Linked DNA regions of Homo sapiens: region 1 is linked to region 2. Evidence: read pairs that join two places in POLR2A ChIA-PET (ENCODE). Cell type or tissue: CD4-positive, alpha-beta T cell. All regions are shown on one strand. Each heading gives the region's core, and the rest is flanking DNA. Links, peaks and the distances in the headings are about the cores only.

What was found. Peaks named below come from ENCODE experiments on the same cell type or tissue, not always from the same donor. Only the 100,000 strongest peaks of a DNase experiment are listed, where the experiment ranks them.
Region 1: POLR2A ChIA-PET joins it to region 2 with 25 read pairs; 12 of 35 experiments call an interaction of 5 or more read pairs at or near these places.

Annotation. Positions count from the first base shown.
Region 1 is chr15:38,646,625-38,655,788 of GRCh38, reverse strand. No RefSeq gene overlaps it. Among named protein-coding and RNA genes, the nearest start is that of LINC02694, 45 kb to the left of the region's middle. In CD4-positive, alpha-beta T cell, for the core only: a CTCF peak has its summit at 2,429; DNase peaks (open chromatin) are centred at 2,648, 3,938, 4,348 and 5,248; H3K4me3 peaks cover 2,890 bases; H3K27ac peaks cover 4,654 bases.
Region 2 is chr15:38,549,159-38,558,322 of GRCh38, reverse strand. All of the region lies in intron 2 of RASGRP1 (RAS guanyl releasing protein 1), which reads left to right. Among named protein-coding and RNA genes, the nearest start is that of RASGRP1, 11 kb to the left of the region's middle. RefSeq lists enhancers at 194-253, 3,699-3,778. In CD4-positive, alpha-beta T cell, for the core only: no CTCF peak of the experiment used is centred there; a DNase peak (open chromatin) is centred at 3,762; H3K4me3 peaks cover 1,954 bases; H3K27ac peaks cover 5,053 bases.

The sequences.
Region 1 (9,164 bases), core at 481-8,480, 97 kb before region 2:
CTGCCTGCCTTTTGGGCACATTGCAGGATTGCACATCCTGGTCACTCTAGGATTGGATGTGGCCATGAGACTAGTTGTAGCCAATGAGGAGAAGTGACTGGTATCACCTCTGGGGCTAGTATTGAATTGTAGGACCATCTGAGGGCACTCTTCTCCTCTGCCCTTGGCGATCAACAAAGATCAGCTAGTGACTGCTCTGATAGATTGGGTCATGGAGTGAGGACAAAGAGCAGAGAGTCTACCCATCTCCCCAAGTCCCTCTTTCTCCAGCACAGGGTGGACATATACCTTGAGAGAAAAATAAACTTTTTTGAAGGTAAAATTACAAACATTTGGAGGTTGTTTGTAACTGAGGCAAAACTTAGTCTATCCAACTGATGAAGATGACTACTATGGGCTCTAACCCTTTCCTACATTCTTATAATCTGAAAGATACAGCCCCTCCACCTTGGACAGCACAGCCCCACACACGTGGTTGTTCAAGTGCACACAACTAAATCTTTCAAGAGAAAATAGACTCTCAAGTTCAGTTAAAATACAAATATTCTCAGAACTCAGTTACCCAAATCCAAATTTGAAGTGTTCCATCATTTGAGATTCTGTAATTTGAGGGCCTTGTACTAGACCTGTGCTGTTCAACATGGTAGCCACCAGCCACCTGTGCTATGAAGTACTTGAAATGTAGCTAGTACAACCGAGGAACCAAATGTTTAATTCTACCTAATTTTAATTAGTTTAAGGTTAAAGTCAATGTAAAAGATTTTATTAATAATTCTTGATTACATGTTGAAATGGTAATATTTTGGCTATATTGAGCTAAATGAAATATATTCATAAAATTAATTGTACCTGTTTCTTCTTACTCCTTTTAATGTGGCTACTAGAAAATGTAAACTTGCATATGTGTGCCTGCCATTCTATTAATATTTCTAAATTTTAATTTTTTAATGTTTTAATTTTTTTTGAGATGGAGTTTTGCTCTTGTTGCCCAGGCTGCAGTGCAATGGCATAATCTCGGCTCACTGCAACCTCCACCTCTCGGGTTCAAGCGATTCTCCTGCCTCAGCCTCCTGCGTAGCTGGGACTACATGCATGCGCCACCATGCCCGGCTAATTTTTGTATTTTTAGTAGAGACAGGGCTTCACCATGTTGGCCAGGCTGGTCTTGAACTCCTGACCTTAGGTGATCCACCCGCTTCAGCCTCCCAAAGTGCTGAGATTACAGGCATGAGCCACCACACCTGGCCTTAATATTTCTATTGAATGATACCGGTCTAGAACCTAGTCCTCAGGGTTGTAAATCTTCATTCAAGTCCTGCTTTTCTATTTTCCAGTCCTATGTAAAACTATGTTGTCAACTCCCTTTAGTTTCTAGAGGAGTGAGTTTTCTCTTTTTTCTTTTTTTCTTCTGGAGATGGAGTCTCCCTCTATCACCCAGGCTGGAGTGCAGTGGCGTGATCTCAGCTCATTGCAACCTCCACCTCCCGAGTTCAAGTGATTCTCCTGCCTCAGCCTCTCAAGTAGCTGGGATTACAGGCGCACACTGCCATGCCCAGCTAATTTTTGTATTTTTAATAGAGACAGGCTTTCACCATGTTGGCCAGGCTGGTCTTGAACTCCTGACCTCAAGTTATCCACCTGCCTCGGCCTCCCAAAGTGCTGGGATTACAGGTGTGAACCACTGCGCCCAGGCTGAGTTTTCCCTTTCTAGCCCTAGAAATCCCTAATTCATTAAAGGTTGAAAGAAGTGTTTCCCCTGTTTCCCTAAGTCCTGACGAGCTCTCCCCTAGGGAATCCTACTGTGCCACTGTTCTCTCTGAAGCCAGCTTTCTCGGTCCTGCTGACAGGCCTTCTCCAACTTCCTTCTTGAATTGTTGTATCCTAGTTTCTTGCTTCCCTGTGTCTCTGTCTTTTTAAACCACCAAAGTGTCCTGGTTGGACATCATTTGCATTTACATGCTGACCCATTACTCTGAGACATCTCCATTATGTTTTCATTTAACAAGGAAATTACTAAAGATCTCTGTATTTATTGTAGGGGCCATAAGAAGGATGATGCATTGGGAAGAGCGCCTATCAGCTCACCACTGGGTTTTAGGAAAAGGATGCACTTGGCTTAATCTATTGCTTTTCTTGGGTGATCTCTGGGAAGATGTTTCTCCTGGCCACAGTCTCCCCTGTTAGAATGGCTGGTCGTAAAATATTTCTACCGGACAATCATGGGATTCAGTGACATCGCCGTAGGGTCTGTTCATTGATTTCCCCTGGAGCTCTTCACAATCAGAGTTTAAAAGATCTTCGATGATTCAAAGCCTGAACACTAGAAGAAGCTCTCAGGATCTTCCAGGCCCGGGGAGGAGCTAGCGTGATGAAGGCCTAGACTCCTTTCATTACCCTTCTTTGCATCAGATATTTATCTGGCCTTTGGTGCTGCCCCTCTGAATGTTAAGTAGCTGACCCAGTGTCATATTCTTAAAAGGCAAGTAAAACATCCCCCAACCGTGGCCTAGAGCCTACCAAAGGCCACTGATGGTACAGCAAGATATTTTCAAATCCTGCAAAGATCAAACAATTCTTCTACGGTTGCTCCGACAGCCGCAGAAAAACTACCCCCCACCTCCCCAAGCTAACTTCCTGACCCCAAAACCCAGAGTCTAATCACTGAGCCAATAGCTTTAAGTTTGGGGTTTTGACAGCTACGGAAAGCCAGGCTGCAGAAAGGTGGCTTCCAGACAAGGGCAGAGGAGGCTGCACGAGAGGTTCTGCAGGCTTACTTACTTTTAATCTGCTAGGTTCTTCTAATCTGCTTGCTGCTGCTTTGCATATATTTATGGTTTGAGTGCCTTCTCATTCCAACTCTTGAAGTGAATTAGTCCCAGGGATTGAAGTCAGGGAGGCTTCTCTTGCATGAACTAATCAGCAGGGCAGGACCTGAGTGTACCTTGCATGGTCTCTTTCCCAAACTGGGGGCTTCCAGAATAGAGGCTGACACAGATCAGGCTCTGAATCTGGATAGAGATTCAAACCCAAATAGACAGCACCAAGCTTCAAGCCAAATACAATTGTGAATAAAATAAATAAGTGAAAGTAATGGATGAATATTTTTATGTTGATAGGTATCACCAAGCTTATGCTCTCAGCTCAATGGCCTGGCCACACACTGCTTAAACCTCCGGGCTTGGAGACCAGAGCTGTCCCAGAATGCAGTGAGCGTGTATGTTCTACACCGCTGGCCTCGACCATTGCATATAAACACAGGTTTCACTCAAGCTGTTCTGCAAAGGAATATAGGAATGCAGGTTATTTACCAGTGAAAGAGTGTTTTAAGTGTGTTTAGAGGTGTAGACTGCGGTGGTTTTGCATATGTGAGGTAACCAATCATAGGATATGATTTTAAGGTCCAGAGCATGCTAGGGTTCTACCCACACTACTTCCCATTCATGAAATAGCTGATGCCTGAAATGCCCTGTGACCTTTACAATCATTTGGCTTAAGGGTAAGAATATTTCTAGAAGGAACAGTTCATTAAAGCTTATTAATTACCTCTAGAATAGATGATCCTATAGTATCAAATTCCTGAGAACTGTTTTGGAGGAAGAAAGAACAAAGGTTTAAGGTGCCTGAGGAGATATTTTAGAAAGAGAAATGGGTACAGTGAGTTCCCCTCACTTTTCTGCATCAGACCAGCTCTGGGTGAAGATGAGAATTGGAGAGGCAGGAAGAGAGGGGAGCAAGGGAATTGGGCAGTATGGATGACCTCGAGTTCCGCCTTCTCTTTCCTGCCCAGTTGCCCTTCACTTCAGCCTGCATGTTGCTGGAGCATAGACGCCAGACTGGGTTTGGTTATCTTTGTCACCTGGAGGGGAAGGGGGTGTGGTTTTATTTTAACACGGCTTCCTTTGCTGCTTGGGTGTTGCTCTCACAAGTGTTAACTTGCCCTGTTTGTTGGAACCGAGTAGTTGCTCCCTAAGCCCTTGTATTTCAGCAGAAAGAAGAAAAAAGCATCTCTTTGAAGGGAAGGTGGGTGAAAAAGAAAGCCACATTAAAAAGCCAGCCCGTGTTAAATTTGGGCTTGCTCCTATTTGTAAGAGGTTTAAAAATACCCTGGGCCCTTTTCTGCTTTTGCACGCTTATTTAGCAGTTTGCCCCCATTTCCAAGCAGCCCCTTGTAAAGGCGCTTCCTCTGCTCGTACACCAGCTGAGAGCTTTTGTACCTGTTCTCTGAAAGATTCAGTGGCTCTAGAAACTCCTGTTAGAAGCTTGAAGACTCTGGCCCCAGCTAGGAAAGAAGATCTGACTTCAAACATGAGAAACACTAATGAAGAATTCTTCATCCTGCTCCACCCACCCCAGCACACGCCCCAATCAAACAAACCTAAACCCACACTTCAGGGGTGTGTCCCCGCCACCCCCAGCTACTTATTCAAAGATAAGTTGACTTAATTGTTGTTGTGAGAGAATGGTGAAGTGTGCTTATTCCATGTGGGGTGGGGGTTTAAAACAGTTGAGCAAGTCAGGGAGCCATGGAGCTCTTCCTAGGAAATAAAATCCTTTGTGTGTCCTATAGGAATGAGTTTTAAAATCTGGTGCTCAAAATGGAACAACAAATGGGAGCAGACACCAGTAAAGAATGGGTTAAATATAATATGATGTAACCATAAATAGATAACTGAACAGTTGCAAAAAAAAGAATGAGGAAGCTTTTTGGGCACTGACATGGAACAATTACCAAGAGATATTAAGTCACACAAAAGCGAGGTATGGCACAATGTGGATAGCCTGCTGCTGCTGTATAAAATATCTCCCCTATACACACAGATTATCTAAAATCCACAAGACAGGATAAATTTTACACTGGCTCCCAGTGCCCTAGAAGGTTTGAGCCCCAGGTCTCCTCAAGTGTAACCTTCCCAATATTGGCCTTATTGACTTTCTTCCTCTTCCTTTCCTCATTCTCCTATCAGATTAGTTGCCTTTGGGAGGGAAACTTCATGCCTGGGGAACCAGGTCAGAAAGACATTTCATGGCCTATCTTTTTGTACTCTTTGCATTTTAAAATGTAAATGTGTTGCCTATTTAGAAAATAATAATATGGTTTAAATTAGGTGGTCAAAAGCTTAATGGAGTAGCAAGCCTAATTCTGGGGGTGCAAATCTCCCACCTGCCAATGGCAAATCTGGTTAATCCAGCCAGCAACCATCCCCTAGGCAGCCTAACAGCCTAGTGGCAGCAGGTACAACCTGCAGATTATCTTCAGAGGAATGTGGCAGCCTGTGAAGCACTCTGCTTTCTGAACCTGCACCTTTCAAATAGACTCCAGGATCATGCCAGGCTGGGTCAATTTCACCAGGCTGTCAACATCCCATAGCACAAATCTTAACATATAAATGAATTGGACTTCACAGGTTCTCAACTGACAAACTTTCTGGGAAAGGATTTTGGTCAGAAAGTTCATGAGCTTCTGGGTAATTCAAAATAAAACAAAATATACTATTGATTTTTCTAACTGTAAATTTAAGACTTGTTCAATGCAGATTACTTAAAGAAAAAAAAAATACACAAGGGCCAAGAATTCTCCTCACTGAACATGTTATTGGGGTCATCGCTTCATGGCAATGTATAGAGGTTGATATGGTTTGGCTGTGTCCCCACCCAAATCTCATCTGGAATTGAAACTTCCATAATTTCCACATGTCGTGGGAGGTGATTGAATTACGGGGACGGGTGTTTCCCATGCTATTCTCGTGACAGCGAATGAGTCTCACAAGATCTGATGGTTTTAAAAAGGGGAGTTTCCCTGAACAAGCTCTCTTCTCTTGTCTGATGCCATGTGAGATGTGCCTTTCACCTTCCACCATGATTGTGAGGCTTCCCCAGCCATGTGGAACTGTAAGTCCATTATATACCTCTTTTATAAATTGCCCAGTCTCAAATCTGTCTTTATCAGCAGCATGAAAGCAGACTAATACAGAGGTCGTCTTCTTGTTGTTTATAGCTGCATAGTATTCCACTGAGTGGACCTTCCATTGCCTTATTCAACCAATTTCCAAGCTTTTGCTATTATAAACAATGCTGCAATGTATAGTCACATATAAAAGTATTTGTGTAGTTTTACAACATATTTTTGGATAGATTCCTAGAAGTTGGATTACTGGATCAAAGGGAAAATGCATATGTAATTTTACTAGATATATCAAATTCCCATTCATGAGGCTTATGCCATTTTACATTCCCACTAGCAATGTATGGAAGCATCTATTTCACCACAGCCTCACCAACAAAATATGCTGTCAATCTTTTAGATTTTTGTCAGCCTGACAGGAGAGAATATTGTATCTCAATGAAGTTTGAAAGTGTATTCACTGAAAGTATGGTTGAGAGTCTTTTCATATATGCAGGATCCATTTTCCTTTCTTTTTCTGTGAACTCTCTGCTCATATTTCCAACCCATTTTTCATAGATGTGTTGGCTTTTTTCTTCTATATTTTTTGAAGCTCTTTACATATTATGGTTATTAACTCTTTGTGCTATAAGTTGCAAATGTTTCTTCCCAGTTTCTATAGCCTTTCAAAATACATATATTGTTAACCTCAGATGAAGAAACTAAAGGATAAAAGATTTAAGGATGCTTCCCAAGGCCATGAAATAAAAGCTACACACATTTCATTGATAACAAATTGTAGGTGCACAGTAGTTAATGACAAGAGGTCCCTCTGCAGACTCTGTCTGGATAGCAGTACATTTAGACTCAGAGCTCCAGAGTCCAGATCTACTGGATAATCTCAGGAATGTCAACTCTATGTGTGAGGCCGCTATTTCCATTTTTCTGAAAAACCAAGCAGAGCACCCTGTTTCCATTTTTATGGAGCTCATTTGTTCAATACCTTCATTTGTTCTGGAAACCCTCCATGTATATAGTGGAAGTCAGGCAAGGTCTCTCTGAGCGGGTGATATTTGAACTAAGACCTAAGACAAGCCGGCCATTGTGAAGATCTATGGAAGAGATTTCTGAGCAAGGCAAATACCAAGAGCTGAGTCCCTCAGAGAGAAAAGACATAAAATGTTCCAGAGAGGAACAACTGGAATACAAGGTGGAGCCCCGTGAATAATGGGGCACGTGATGGTAGATTAAGTTGACAGCAGAGGCTAGATTACACAGACTGTTCTAGGTTGCGTTACATGTTTTGGTTTTAACTATCTTTTTCCTCTGGCTGAGTCCAATTGTTTGTTTATTTATTTTTCCCATGAGTTAATTATTTTTACTCTGTCTTCAGCTTCTACTACAGGAAAACTAGCTCTCACTCCCACCGTGTACTCCTGTTAAAATTTGGAGAAAGCACTGTTCTTGTTCTCCCAGGACCTGGCAGCTCTTCTTCCTAGAGGAGAAAAGCAGATAACATACACAAGCACTTCATTTAGCACAGTTACACAAGAGGCAATTCATTCTCTATACAGAAAGGAAATACGTGTTCACACAGGCCGACACACGCAACCTGGGCTTTGCCCAACACAGACCAGTGATCATCCCTTGTACATTTGCAAGTTGCCTCTTACGCAAAGTTCATCCAGGTACTTTACAAGTTCCTTGTCGGGAGGAACTTTATTTATGTTTTGCACCCTTCATAAATTCTTAGGACATTGTTACATACTCAATAAACATTAGTGGCTGCTTACTTACTAAGTAGGTTTGCTTGGAGTTTAGCTATTAAGAAGCCCTATTTCAGCTGTCATGCCCATTGCAGGCAGTAGCAACAATTACAGAAGCCAAGGAAACTATTCAAAATAAATATTTCCTATGCTTTAGCACCCATTATCCCTCCTCCTTGCAACTCCCCACTGCTGGTAACAAATGAGTCTTTCCCCATCTCAGGAAAACCTGTGGAACCTGGAGAGGGCAGTGAAGAGCTAAATGAGTAATTCTGAAAGAAATTACACAACCTACCTGGAGTATAAGAGATCTACCACAGAATTTTAAATGCTGACTCTTTTTTATTGGATGCTTGTTTAATTTGAGATATTAAATATTCTGCTTGAGAAATGTGTTTTGTAATCACTTTTTATCTTTGGCTATAAATGATATTCCTCTTGTTCTTGATAATGATATCTAATTTAGTAATTTAATTTTCATTCCACCAGACAGGCGTTCCCACACACAATTGAAGTATGCATTTAGAAAGAAACCTAAGACTGAGCAGGTTGGCTCATACCTGTAATTCCAGAACTTTGGGAGGCCAAAGCAAGAGCATCACTTAAAGCCCGGATTTCAAGACCAGCCTGGGAAACATAGTGAGACCCCCGTCTCTACAAAAATATTTTAAAATTACCTAGGCATAACAGTGGTGCACACCTGTAGTCCTAGCTACTCAGGAGGCTGAGGTGGGAGGATCACTTGAGCCTGGGAGTTAGTGATTACAGTGAGCTATGATTAATCAGTGCCACTGCACTCCAGCCTGGGGAACAGAGCAAGATCCTGTCTCTAAAAAGAAAAAGAAACATAATATAGATGCCTTCCTTGGATCCAATTAATATTTACTGAGTGCTCCCTAGATGCCTGACACTTTCACAAACACTATTTTATTTAATATTCTCCCAGACTAGTTTAGTTTTTTCAGCAAACATTTATTAAGCACCTATAGGTGCCAGCATCATACCAGATGCTGGGGATACGTATCAGTCGGGATGGACTTGCTAATGTTGTGGTAACAGACAGTCCCACATCATAGTGACTTAAAACCAAGAAGGATTATTTCACACTCACACTGAACATGCAGCATGGGTTGGCTGGCAATCTGTTCTTCATCTCCATCATGCCCACTCAGAGCCCTGGGTTGACAGAGCACTCACTGCTCTACATTGCTGGTCAGCCAAGGAAATAGCCAAGGGGGTGGGAAGGTCTCAGCTTCTCCGGCCCAGGGTTGGCACAAATCACACTCATACAGAACCAGCCAGATGGCCTCAGGGGGTCAGGAGGTACAATTCTACCACATGCCCAGAAGCAGAGTTCAAAATAGTCTGCAACCAGCATCAAGGACTTAAAGGATGGAAAGTTTAAATGACGTGGTTCTTGCCTTTGGTGGAGCAATCAGTCCAGTTGGGGAGACAGACACATAATTTGAAATTTTCACATCCTCAGTGCCAACAGAAGTCTGCAAAGAGGTATGGGA
Region 2 (9,164 bases), core at 446-8,445:
TTTCAAAATAATCTCCTTAGAAAATATACTGCGAGGAGATAAACTAGAGGATGGTGGAGACCGGGGAGGCGCGGCTGACGTGGGGCCATTGTTCATCATGTACTCCACTCTCACTTCCTTCCCAACCTGAATAAACTGCAAAGTTCCTTACACCATTTCAGCAGTCAGATTTACTCGGCTTTAGCAGGCCACCATGACTATTTCCTGAATAAGGATTTTTCTTCTTTCTGTTTCACTATTGAAAAAAGAGGGACGAGAAACATGTTTATCACACCACCTTCCTTCCTTCCATACCTGTTGTGCAACTGCCGGCCGAGTTCAAGACTGTTTTTCTAATCTTCAAAGAATCATGTTATCAACCTGAAAAATACATGACTGATTCTGAAGTCCTTCCCGCCAAATAACCAAGCCTAATTCAATCCCCTTAACAGACCTTCCAAAGGCAACGACAATATATTGTGTTCTGGAATATGTTGAACTGAAAACAATGGCTTAAAATCCCAAAGCTGTAAAAGTCCCGTTGAGTCTAATAGTCTTTTATCCATTATCAAGCAGCATTGGTTAAGCCCTTAATTGTATCTGACACTGTGCTAGGCAGTGCTCAAGAAGAATTACAGCGACCAAACTCTCCCTTCCATTAGAGCTTACAACACCTGAGAAACATACTGTTCAGGAAATATATATATATATATACACACACACACACACACACACACACACATATATATACAAAGGACAGGGTGATAAATACCGAAGGCATGCAGGAAGAGTAAGTTTTTATACCATGTAGAGTTTGAGTAAGTGCACCTCATGGGTGAGGACATAGGTCAAGGAGAACAGCCACCATTTGTTCAAGTCCCTCACGGGCCAAGGGAATGCTGCGGGAAGTCAGTAAGGTAAGATCTCAGGGTTTTGTGTATTATGTACTGCAGAGTTTCTCATCACAGTACATGAAAGAGGCAAAAAAGAAAAGACGCTCTGTGTCTGGAAGGAACAGAAGCCAGCACCTTTTGTCTGTCTCTCTTCTTGCTCTTTGGTTATCAGTTGACCCATCTATGGGGCTGGGACATGGAAATTGGGCTACAGAGGAAATGGAGCCAGGAATCAGCAGCAGACTTTATGAGGGAGAAAAGCCCATAGCAAAATATATGCCTGTGCTTCCGTAGGTCTCTTTAAGAGGTCATCTGACAGTAGAACAGAGTGAGGCTAATGCTTCTCCTGAAGTTTACCTTACTGGTTAGTTTCTCAGGTTTGTAGAGAAAAGTGGTGCTTTAGATTAAAGCAGTCTAGCTAGCTTTTTGTTAATGAGTTTAGATGTCTTCTCATTTTAAACCCACGAAAAACTGTACAGAAGTGTGGAGGGGAAATTATTATCATTATTATTATTGGGACTCTTTTGCCTCAGACCGTAATTTCAGCTACTCCACCCAGCAACTTGAATAAAAGAGGGAAAGAAACTGTTTTAAAGAGAAAGACTGAATAATTGTTAATTTAGTTTCTACTGCCTCTCAACCTCACCTTCTTGCTTTCAGGAGGTTTGAATTGGCTACAGCTGTGCTGTCCAATGCACTGGCCACATGTGGCTATTTTCGTATACATTTCAATTAAAGTTAAATGTAAGATTTCATTTCTAAGCCTCACCAACCATAGGCGAAGTGTGCAATAGCCACAAATGGCACCTACTGTTGGACAGAGGAGAGAGCACTTCCATTGTTGCAAAAAAGTCAGTTGGACAATGCTGGAGAGGGTAGATGTTTGTCGCAAAGGAAAAAAGAATAGATTTTCTACAAACTGTGGGATTTGCATTTTGCTAGCATTTCTAGATAAGAGTCTGAGTATTGCTTAAAGCATCGTGGGCATTCAGAAGTCTCACTGATGGCTATCTCTTTAGCATTATTAACCATTAATTACCACCCACACTGTTCTCAGAAGAAGGACTTATATTGCTTTTAAGGGCAGTGGCTAGTACATATAAATTAAGAGCACTTTCAAAGGCCTCTAGCAAGCCTCTCAGTGTCACATACAAGGTTACAGATCTGTGACTAGAAACTTACGGCCTTGAGTCATAGTTCATTGCTTTAACCATGAAACAACCCACTCCCGCCTTCTGTTCTAACCAGAGATCATGCTTTACATTCTCAGCATATTATTGCTAGTTAATCCTCTCTTCAGCTGAGCATAATAAGGCAAATCATCACAACCTGGTTACACTTATGTCAAATATATGTGAATCACACCATCTGTTTCAGAGGTAGAAAAGACCTATGAGATCATCTGGGCTTTTATTTTTTTTCCCTTTACAAGAGGGCTGCCAGCATTTGGGGCCAAATGGAAGGCTTCAAATGTCTGAATTCACAAAGCTCTTTCCTTATCTCCCTCTCAATGCAAGACAACTTCTGACAGCATCGGAAAGAAAACTGCACACCTGCCTCAGAACGGGCCCCCCCAACACACATACACAACTCCACCCCAGCAAGCAGACCTCCTACTCCCAGTGAGACGTGGGAAGAAACTCCATGTTTCATCTTACCTATTAGTGTGAAGGGAAATGCTTCCTAATATCTTCTATTTATGGACTGACTTATTTTTTCTTAGAGTTCCATTTTTATTGATTTTCTTTTATACTGAGAACAGCTCTGAAATAGGCAGGTCAGATATTACTCTCTCCATTGAACAAACAGGAAAATAAACCTTTGAGAACTGAAAGAATTTGCCTTGTGCCCCCAGTCTCAAGAGAGGATATGCTGCTCCTGTTCTCCTTCCCCTACCCCTAGCAGCCACTTGCAACCTGGGTTGGGGCAAGCCTGGATCTCTCTCCTAAGACAGGCCTTCCTACACTCAGGGGAGACCTGCATGCCACATAGGACAGGGCTGCACCTGGTGCCCACTCTTCTGCAATCCTGGTGTCTCCCCAGTTAGAAATGAAACTCCATTCAATGTAAGAAATATTGATTGCACCCAATCTATATACCAGGTGTCTGCCTGATATTCTCTATTGAGCAAAGTGTGAATCAGTGAATTCTTGTGTGAATTGTACTAATGCTATCCAAAGACCTTCCAAACTAGAAATACCCCAAAACTAATAAGTATGTTTTCTCCACCATGGAGCAGTTGGATATTAAAAGCATTTTATAGGCCTCAGCTTATTGAAAGTAAAACATTCCGTCTCTTTTCAAAATGGGAGCCGCAAAAGGCAAACACACACTCAGGGCCATAGCCCTCTCCGTAACAAAGGAAAGATTAGGTATTTCTTACCACTCTGCAACTTGGTCTGTGCACCAAAGCAAGGTGCCCAGAGGGCAACAGGAGCATAAGACCAGAAGCCAAGGGCCATGACATCATTGGGGATGCAGACCTAATAACAGGCAACACCAAGGAACAAAGTCAGTTGTAGTGTCAGGAAGGGGCCGAAGCCTTAGCCACTGTTGATGGCAGGCCCTGTGTGAAGAACACAGCTTTCCCAGAAGCCTCCTCAGTGGAACCTCCCAGTCGCTAGTAGTCGTGGCTACAAGATTTCACGTGTAAAGGATGGTCCTCGGGGGCACTTGCATCCTGAGGCTTCTAGTCATCAGAGCAGCTCCCAGGCCGCTCTTAGCCCTCTAGAATGAATTAGCATTATTATAAGACTGGACACTATTTATTCCAAGGAGGCCTTTGCTGCATCTTTGATGAGCAGGCATCACCAGTTCTCCACGCTGGTCTGCCTTCTCATGAGCATGGGTTTCAGTGACTGCCAGGCCTGAGAAAGGAGGAGATGGGAAATCCCCTTCATTCATATCTGTGCTCTCCTGCTTGGCAGTGTTTGTTGCAGGCCCCGCTGTAGAGAACAGAGGCAATGCTTATGCGTAAGTTAGACAGTGTCTCAGGAATTCTGAGCAGTTCAATTCAGTAAAGCCATCCAGAGAGATGAGTTTTACTTCTGAGAGAGCTGGAGACAGACAGTAGTTTAACACTTATTGTGGACTCTGTAGGATCCTGAGCCTTTACCTAACTTGACCCAATTAATCCTCCCAACAACCCTATGAGGTGGTTGTTATTTTGCTCCTTTAACTAATAGAGAATTGTAGCTCAGGGAAGTTAAATGACCTGTGGAAAGTGGTTCAGCTCATTAGTGAGAGAGCTGCTGAGATGTGAACTCTGGTCAGTCTTCCCCCGAGGTTCGCGTTCTTTCTGCTACTCCAGAGATTCTCCAACTTTGGCGTGAGGAATAATCAGGGAGTGTGTTGAACATTCAAATTCCTCACAGTCAACCCCAGAGATTGCCATTCAGCCAGCAGTCACTGGTTTGGATGGAGGTGACCCATGAATGGATGTTGAGAAATACTGTCGTATAGCACACTTGCTTCCTGAACATCCCAGATCATTTTTCTCAGACATCCTAGGAAAACCTGAAGGGCACAAATCTCCAGGGAAGCAATAGAGCATATAGGTTTTTCAGCTATGTGAACTAGAAAAGCACATGGTGAAGCCAGCCTCTTGGAGATCTCTAAAACAATCCAGCCAGATCTAATGAGATCCCTGCCTAAGAGCAGGTCTGAAACCCTGGGAGCACTTTTATCAGATTTTTCTGCATTCCTATCTCTTCTCAACTGCAGTAAGCCCCCTATAAAATGTACAGCACGCCTGTCTGTTGGCTGTGTAAATAGAATGTGGATGTCTGTTACAACTACAGTTTGATTCTTGCATTCAAAGGCCATATTCCTAGTGTACATTTCCACCTTTATTCAACACTCCAGTTTCCTATGGTGCTGGGAGGGTCTACTCCGTAACTTATGCCCGTCCCCATGGGTCAGAGGACTACAGTAGTGGCTTAGCTGGGGAGGAACTGGGGAGTGCTTCTCCTGAGTACTTACCCAAAAGTACTACTTTGGCAACAGATTATGTAAGGCAATATGTTGAACTGAAGTTTATGAAATCTGTGATGAAAACACATTGGGAAACTGTGTGAAAGCAAAAACAGTCTTTTCAGTAATTGACAGAAACAGCTGTGTTGGACCCTGAGACCCCTGGAGAAGGTCATCTACAGTTCGGGCCCCAGCCGCAGCCCACCTGCTGATGTTAGAACTTGTCCACTCCTGCCCGGAACAATTATAGCTGCTGTGTCTTGTTCTGGAGTTACAGTGAGCTTTGGCTACAACCTAGTTGGGCTTGCCCTAGAGTGGCTGGAAGGAAAAGAACGGGGAAAGAGTGAGAATGTAAGCAGAGCCAGCTTCCTGGGCATGCCACCTCTGAAGGCCCACAGGTTCCCATGCTTGGTTTAATGCTGTCACAGTCTTGAAATTTTTAATAATTTTTGAATAAGGGACCATCATTTTTAATTGCACTGAGTCCCACCAACTATGTAGTCAGAGGTCTGTGTAAGAGCCACAAGACCAGAGGGCAAAAATAATTTGCCATATATTGAAGACACATAGAACGATGTGGATTTATGTCTTAATTTCTTTCTTCATAGATGCAACTGTGAAACAAAAATTATTTCATTATCTCCTAGCAGTGGTGTGCTGGGCTGGCTCATACCAGCTCACAAGAGCAGATTGTTAAATTTTCAGGAATTTTGCAAGCTAGTTATTAAACACAGCCATGATTGAAAATTAAGTTATATATGCTTACAATTAAATTATATTAAAAACAAAGATAAGAAATACTCAAAACTCACCACTTCCTAATTCATGACTACATTTTACTATTATCTTTGCTTTTGAGGTTATGTCTGTTATGTCTACCTGGTACAAACGCTATATAATGGTATGCTAGCATGCATCTTTTCCCAGCTCCGTGTTCAGTGAAGTCATGTTAGTAGCTTGTTAGTAGTCTGTTGGGAGTATTTACACCGTGGAAATCAACAAACATCACTAATCAGGGCTTCCTTTTCAATCCCTCCCCTGGAGAGCCCATTGTTAAACATTTACCAGCACACCACTGTTTCCCAGATACAGAGGGTGCTTACATAACAAAATGTTGAGGTGGGAAGGGACCCTAAAAGCTGAGACTTCTATTTTTTATCTCTTAATTAAGAGAAAGTAATAATTCTGCTATTATTTTGCTTTCATCTATGTATCTTATAAAACAACCTCTCTGTGTGTTCTTCAAAGGAAAGGAACAATGGACCTTAGAGATAAGGAAATCATGTATCAGTGTGGTTGAGAAGTTTTCTTAAAGAAGTGACAATGGAACATGAAAACAGCATGAGAGATTCTCATTCTGAAGTCAAAGTTATTTCGTGTTTGTATTGTTTTAATTCACCTCTAAAATATCTCTTAAGATTAACCAGCCTCGTTTCTGACCAACCCTCAATTTTGTGAACTTTTGTTCTTCATGTATTATATGCTATCTCTATTTTGATTTCTGATTCCATCTGCTTAATCATTTGCCTTCATTACCCACTGCATGGTAACAGGCACTACTGGTGTCTATAACCAAGCTTTTGTTGAGTATGTTTTCATAAGTTTGTTTGCCTACTGTATTTCCAGTTTTATGAACGGTCTGTTCATATCCTTTGCCTATTTATCACTTGCTGCTCAATGCTTTTATTATTAGAGGCGTGCAAAAGCTTTTTATATAAAAAGCTGTTAACTCTTTGAATATCATTTACTATAGGCATTTTTTTTCCTGTTCTCATTTTCATTTTTATGTTGGTTTTGATATTGTCATGTATAGAAACTTCGGATTTTTGTGTTTAAATTTGCCCATTTCTATTTAGCTTTTTAAAATTCTAAACCTTAAAAAAATCCCTATTCCAAAGATTTAATTAATAGTCCATTGTCATTTTAATCAGTTTTACTTAACCCAGTGTATAATTCCATATCATACATTGTCGTGGATGATCAATACAAGCTTGTCAATAAGTTATTGCTGGCAAAAAAGAAGCCTTCAGTTTTGTTTCTGAGATTGTCATTTCCTTAAAACCACAGCGCTTGGACTGGTCGCTTTGTAACTCAGAGCCTCCGTTTCTCGCTGTGATACCATTAAAATGATTTCTGAGACTTAAAGTGTCTGGAAGAAGGTGTAATGGGGTATCTCCATCACGATATTAAACTTGAAGAAAGTCCTTCAGGAATTTGCATATTTTAAGAATGTGCTTTTGGATATATTTGAAGAGTCAATATTCTTAGGATGGAGTCTTAGAAACCCAACAAATTTTTAACTCAGTCTTTAAAAATTATTAATTTAGACTGTTTCTTGTTCTTACATAGACTTTGTGGTAAGATATACATAAGATCAACCACTAGCATAGACTTTTAAAATATTATTTTAGTAATAGCTAACTTTTGAGCATTTACTATGAATAACACAGTGTTTATGTTAATATTTTACATATGTAGTCTCATTTAGTTCCCACTATTTTATAAGTTCTTGTATTTGCAAAGATCTAACTGTCCCTCAGCATTTATACTTACTTTATAAATGTTAATAACTTTTAAAATTATTCATGTTCACCATAGAGAACGTAGAAAATACAGACTGGCAAAAAGAAAAAAATTACCGTCACTCATTTTACCATCAAGAGCAAGATAAGCACTATCAACTTTCATGGGTGTGCCTTTCTTGATTCTCTTCTATGGATATTTACATGTATTATAATCACAGTAACTTTTTGGTGATAAACTCACTATAACTTTTTGCTTCCCATAATTTATATCTTAAACAATTTTGATCTTGAAATCAATATTATTATTTATAAAGAGGTATGCTAGCACACAAGGTTGCTCTTCTATTTTAAAATTGATTTTTTAAAAATAATTCTGCTTAGTCCCTTCAAATATAGGACATAAAAGTGAAGGTTGCTTGGCAACTGAAATGATGGTAATGAGGAATTAAAGACATTACAAGAAAAGAAGAGTACTCAGTTCTTTTCAATGCTACATGCTAATTGCAGTAACTATGGCTGATTACAGTTGTAATAAATGAAGGAAACACAAAACTTCCATTAAAAATTCTTGATGTGAACTTTTTTTTATTTTGTATTACAGTGAAAGTGAGATGGGGTTTGCTGAAGAGAAACTTTACTTTCAGAAACAAGAAAAGATCTTTTGTCTGTATTAACTTTTTTTTCTTTTCTTTTCTTTTTTTTTTTTTTTTTGGCGACAGAGTCTCACCCAGGCTGGAGTATGGTGGCATGATCTGGGCTCACTGCAACCTCCACCTCCTGGGTTCAAGTGATTCTCGTGCCTCAGCCACCCGAGTAGCTGGGTGTGCACCACCAGAGCCAGCTAATTTTTCTATTTTTAGTAGAGATGGGGTTTCACCATGTTGCCCAGGCTGGCCTTGAACTCCTGAGCTCAAGAGATCCACCTGCCTCGTCCTCTCAAAGTGCTGGGATTACAGGCATGAGCCACTGTGCCCAGCCTATTAACCTTCTAAGGGAATATTAAGTTAGCAACTGGGTGAGATACGTAGCAGAAGCACAAAGATTTGGTACATCTGTGATTCTTCAGCAGCACAGAAGAGATGGTGGGCAGTGGTGTGAAGGAAGCCATGTTAACTACTTGTTTTTTTTTCCCCAAAGAGTAGTCAAGGGCCCTGGAGAGATTGCTGAGGTTCTCACTAGAGCCTTCAAGCAGAAGATGCTTCCTAGGATGGAGATGTACTTAGAAGGACACCAGTGATTCATTGAAATGGACAAAGGGAGTAGAGACTAGAGGGGGAAGAGGGAAGCAGAGGGGAAGAGGGAAGCAGGGATTGCCGGTTTTGTAACAAAGAATGCAGTCACCAGAAAAGTAAGGCAGTTTGGGATGAAGCCATCCAAGAACTTATCAAAGGTATATCTTTGCCAGAAAGTGAGGATTTCTAGTTGGAGGAGCAAATGGAGCTATGTCTGTCTCCTCTTCACTGATCTATCTGAATCATGGTATAGGACTTGGTTTTGTAATCTTGTGAACAGCCTCATTTTAAGGGGGAACCCACAATATTCAGGAAGCCAAGAAATGTCCCTGTTAATCATCTATGAGTCTATCTTGCTGGAATGTAGTTATAGACTATGGAACATCCTTAAATCTGATGAGCAATTAATCACTGGTTAATTTTGGATTCACTTATTAAATGCCAAATGCATAGGGGATTTTTCACACTCTCTGCCCTTCCTCCTTCCCAGTTCATGAGCACCACAATTGGATTCCATATTTACTTCATCCAAACCTACCTTGGTGGGTTCACCATTTACCTCC